Linked DNA regions of Mus musculus: region 2 is linked to region 1. Evidence: chromatin loops called from intact Hi-C (ENCODE). Cell type or tissue: left cerebral cortex. All regions are shown on one strand.

Region 1 (2,500 bases):
GCATGATTGACAGTCTTGTGATCTGTGTGCCCTGCGGAAGCCGGAGTCCCGATTCCATGTCACTTATGCATTGGCTCACAGGCAGTGGGAAGAAAGGTGAGGGAAAGGCAAAAAAAAAAAAAAAAAAAAAAAAAGACAGCAAGGCAAACCTCCTGCGGTCATAGGAACGGGATGCTGGAGCCAGACAGGAAGCCAAAAGACACCAGGATTCTTTGCCTCATGCTGACAGTCACAAAGGCAAAAAGATGCCCAAACCTTGAATCCCGTGATTCTGTGCGGTGTCCAGAAAAAGGAAAATGCAGTTTCAGGTGCTGGGGAGGTGTCTAGGTCATTAAAGTGACTGCCACACAAGCCTGAGGACCAGGGTCCAGATCCCCAGCACCCACACAGAAAGGCTGTGCAGGTGGGGGAGGAGTCTGGGGGAGACAGACTGATCGAAGAAGACAACTGATATTAACCTTTGGCTCGCATACATGTCCATGCAGGTGAGCGTGCGCGTGTGCACGCACACACACACACACACACACACACACACACACACACACACACACCTATAGACAATGGTCCTCCAAGAAGAGGAAGTCCACAGGGGAATTCCCCACGGGATGCTCAGGTCTCCAGGAATCTGAGAAGAGGGAATGGCTTCTAGGAGCAACTGACACAGGTGGGCACAAAAGCCAAAAGTCGTGGTGGGAGAGGCATCAAGGGCTACTGGAGTGTCTGTGTTCCATAGATCAAAGCTATGCAATGCAGCTCACCAGGGGACACAGGCTGCTTTGCTTCTTCATCCACAAAACGGACAGAACCACTTCAGGACTGAGCAAGACAGGACAAAGTGCCTTCACACTGCTGCCAATGACTTCCCGCCTAACCAATGTCACCCACAAGAAGCCACTTTAAGGGACTGGAGATTTAACTAGGACTCCAGCACAAACACTAAGGCTAAAGTGTGGTGCTAGTAATCAGCCTCTAGGTGGCGCTCCTTACCAGTTTCTTAAACAGTTCTAGATTTATTTATTTATTTTTTAAATGTAATTTCATGCATTCAAGGAATGCTTAGTGGGAGGTTTTCGTGTTTCCTGCACTCTGCAAAGTGCTGCAGGGCCAGAGACTAAGAAAGGACAGTGTCCCTGCTCTCTTAGAGCCCAAGGGAGGTCATGGGTGGGAATGGGTAAAGATGGAGGAGGGCTATGGACAACCGCAGACACAGGCTGTCTGCAAAACACCTACCTCAGGTGGGGGCTAAAAAAGGGGCTCTTCAGCTGAGCCTTGTAGGGTGAGGTAAAGTCTGTTCAAACACTGTCACTCCCACTCTAGACTCTGAAGCACCAGAGGGAAGACCACAGCTGGGTGACATCTCAGAGTGATGCCTGAGTTTAGGTAAGCCACCTGCTGTGCTTTGATGATTTGAGCGCCATTTTTTTTTAAATCAGTTCAGGGCTGTGTCTTTCTCAGTGAGCTACACGTCCAAACCCTTTTCCTTCTTTTCCCATTGCTTTGTGTTGTGTCTTACAGAAACTGAGGAAACCAGGGTCAGCCTGTTTCCGTGCTGTCAACAAGTCCCGCGAAGGTGAATCAATCTCTTCGCTCGGCCCATCCCATTCCCATCCTGCCTTGCATCATGCCACACATATAGTAGGTCCAAGTGAAGCCCTGCTGTAGGCTGCACGAGTAGGGTGACAGACATTGTCCAAGCACCTCGTTCTTCTCTTTTCAGGTTGGGGTAGGAGGCACAGAACTCCAAATGCTTCTGTGACGGTTAACTTCAATTGATCTAGCATCGCCTGGGGGGACCATCTCCCTGAGGAACTGTCTGAATTGGGTTAGCTTGTGAGAACGTTTCTTAATTGGGTTAGTTAGGAGTGGAGGAGAGCCCATCCTCAATATGAGCAGCACCTCTTGTCTTGGGCTGTGTAAATGCAGAGAGGGCTGGAAGAAGGCGCATTCTCTGCTCTGTGGGTGTGTTGCCTGCATGTATGCCTGTGGCCCACAGAGGCCAAGAGAGTGTTGAATCTTCTGGAACTGGAAGTACAGATGGTTATGAGCCCCAACTCCCACGACGTGGATGCTGGGAACAGAACCTAAGCCCTCTTCAAGAGCAGAAGATGTTCTTAGCTGCTGAGCCATCTCTCCAGCCTCACGCTCTCTGCTCCTGTGTGTTTAACTTCCTCACACTCCTGCCACTGTGACTTTCCTGGAGTGACAGACCCTAACCTGGAACTGTAAACTGAAAGAGTTGCTTTTCATCACAGCTATAGAAACAAAACTTGGGCAGTCCCTGAGAAGAGAGACACATAGGCTGTGACCTTGGAACGGAGCAACAATAGTCCTAGGTACACAGGCACCTGCAGGCCAGCCTGGTGTGGAGGATGCTTTGGAGAAGAAGGTACTCAATCCTCGGAACACCTGTGAGGTCCATACTATTTCGATGCTGAAGAGTCCCTATTCCCCAATCTAGTGATTTAAAATCATGGAACACAAAGTGGCAGAGCCGGGATGG
Region 2 (2,500 bases), 71 kb after region 1:
TCAGCCAATTAAGGAAACTATTCAAAGTGCTAATTGAAGAATCTAGACAACCTACCCGGGAGCAAAAAGATTCCCATGAGTCTACACTGTAAAGTATCCCAGTGATCGGCGGAATACCAAATACAGTCTATCTGCCCCACATGAAAATCATAAGCTGAAAAACCCAAGTACGTGTATACATATAGTCATTAAAAGAAAAAGTCAAATTCCACCAAAGAAAAATAGTATATTGAGTGAATCAACACATTTGTTCCTCTTAATGCTCTCGTTTGCAAACAGGTGGTACTAAACAAGAAATGTTTCCCTAGATGACAATTACAACTGCAATGTAATTTTTCTCCAGTTGTTCAAGGGTCTGGGATTGAAATTTATCCTGACTGCACTCGAGAAAATTCTGTAAAATCCACATTTCACCCTTTAACAAACTTCTGATAAAGCAATAACTCCCAACATGCAAAAAAAAAAAAGTGTGGTAAACTTTTGTGCATGAATTATCGCACATCATGTTCTGATAAAATATGCAGAGCGCGGTGAAAAATCTTTCCCAACCCTGCTACAGAGACTATAAAATCTTTACAGCATGTATGATTCTATATATTTTTAAGATGCCATATTGGTAGCGCGGTGGTCTCCTCCCTGTAAAACCTGCCACACACATAGTCACATATAGGGAAAAACAAATCTATGATGCCGTAAACAAAATAAATAAGGTCTAACACTTTTAAGCCAGGTCCACCCAGGCTCTGGAGCACATTAAACCGTGATGATTCCATCCAAGTGACCCCAAAAGGATTCTGGAGGTCCATCTGCAGCCAGCCCTGCGTGCATCCTGCAAAGGTTTTGTTCCAGCAGTGATTTGTTTGCTGAGTTCTGCATCCAGCACCGTCCAAACAGATGTGAGTTTGGAAGCGAAAGAGCAACACGTCCCCGGAACGCCGAGGTTGCCCGGGCCTCCCGGCTCCGGGGCTCCCGGGCTCTCGCGCGCGCTTTCCGCCGCTGCATCCGCTGGGGCTCTGGGAACCACAGATCCGCCCTCGCCCGGAGCCTGGGGTGGGCATGGGGGATCCCGGGAGCCCGCAGCCGGGGAGAAGCGCGGCCCCGCGGCCCCAGCACAATGCGCCGGCGGGAACCAGAGCGACTTGGCGCGGCCTCGCCCGCGGCCCGGCCTGGCCCTCGCCACTCGGTCCCCGTGCCCCTGTCCTCCCGCCCACGCTCACCGTTGCAGAACTGCAGCAGCGAGGACGTGTCGTACAGGCTGCTATAGCTGGAGAAGCCGTCCTCCATGCTGAGGCCGGGCCGCGCCCGCTCCGGCCGCGCTCACCCACACACTGCGCCCTGCCGAGCCGCCGCGGCGCTGGCGCTGGGGCCGGCCCTGCTGTGGCTGCCGCCGGTCACCATGGCAACCCGGGCCCGCCGCCGCCGCTGCCGCCGCCGCCGCCGAAAACGAGCACCCGGCACCCGCGCTGCCCGCGAGGGGGCGGCCTCGGTGGCATGGTCCGGAGGAGACGTGGCGGGCGGGGCGCAGAGCTGGGCGAGCCTGGGTCCCCGCCCTGGTCCCCTCCCTGGTCCTTGCTCCTATGATCTACAGGCAGAATGCTACGGGGTGGGGGTGGGGGTAGAGGGATAAAGGGAGAGAAAGCAAGGGACGCTTACAGCCCGTTCCCGGACCCCAGGGACCCTCTTGCCCACCCTTTCTCCCCCTCGAGCTGTCCCCCCCCCCCGGGACCCCGGACAACTGCTGCTCTAAACTTGGACCACGGTGGCGCTTGCTATCAGCATAGCGCCTCCCACCGGGCCACTTCCAGCAAGGCGTATCCCCTGGTCTGCGTGTTCTCCAGCTCAGGGCTTGTAACTCCACAAGAACCCATGTCCCTACCCCAAGAGGGGACCAAGGATGCAGAAAGAGATTATCTCATTCCCCTTCCTCTGTGACCAACTCGTATGACGCTGTCACTTTAGACTAAATTGTTACAGACCCATAGATCTAGGTTCACCATCAGGCAGAGAATGTCAGCTTAGGAATATTGTAAAAAGCAAACCCAAGAGTCAGTAGCACACCCAGCCTATATATACAAGCGCCAGCTAGGTTAACGATCTGAGCCTTACTCCCCATGGCTAGAAATAAAGATAATGCCAAGTGACAATCGAGAAAGCTAGAGAGAAAGGAATGCTTGAGCCGAAGGTGGGTTCTGTCCACTAGAGGTAAAATTCTGAAGTTTTCGGTATTAACTTCCAGACCTTGAATACAATAGTCACATAATAATAATGGACTAGAAAGTTATCAAGAAAACTTTCAGACCTCTCCGGGGCTCTGGGGTCTCTCACACTTCATTAGAGGACAAGGCTAGGGATGGGATCTGTCACTCTGGTCCTCAAAGATGTAGGCAGAAGAGATGTCATGCCTGGTCTCTGTCCTAGCTAAGGAGACCACACTTAGAAAACAAGGCTTTTGGTGGAAAATATGTTGTGGGTGGAGACGGAAGGGCTCCAGATGCTGCTA

What was found. Peaks named below come from ENCODE experiments on the same cell type or tissue, not always from the same donor. Only the 100,000 strongest peaks of a DNase experiment are listed, where the experiment ranks them.
Region 2: it touches region 1 in a loop (2.5-fold over the local background); 15 of 42 quality-filtered maps call a loop at or near these places.

The regions. Positions count from the first base shown.
Region 1 is chr12:108,492,891-108,495,390 of GRCm38, reverse strand. The region is part of intron 4 of Eml1 (echinoderm microtubule associated protein like 1); the gene reads right to left. Among named protein-coding and RNA genes, the nearest start is that of Evl, 61 kb to the left of the region's middle. In left cerebral cortex, a CTCF peak has its summit at 959 (motif pointing right); a DNase peak (open chromatin) is centred at 975.
Region 2 is chr12:108,421,979-108,424,478 of GRCm38, reverse strand. Eml1 (echinoderm microtubule associated protein like 1) reads right to left here and starts at 1,663. Exons shown (of 22, transcript NM_001043335.1): 1 at 1,218-1,663. The coding sequence starts at 1,284. In left cerebral cortex, a CTCF peak has its summit at 1,496 (motif pointing right); DNase peaks (open chromatin) are centred at 1,016, 1,392 and 1,808; H3K4me3 peaks cover 2,174 bases; H3K27ac peaks cover 2,035 bases.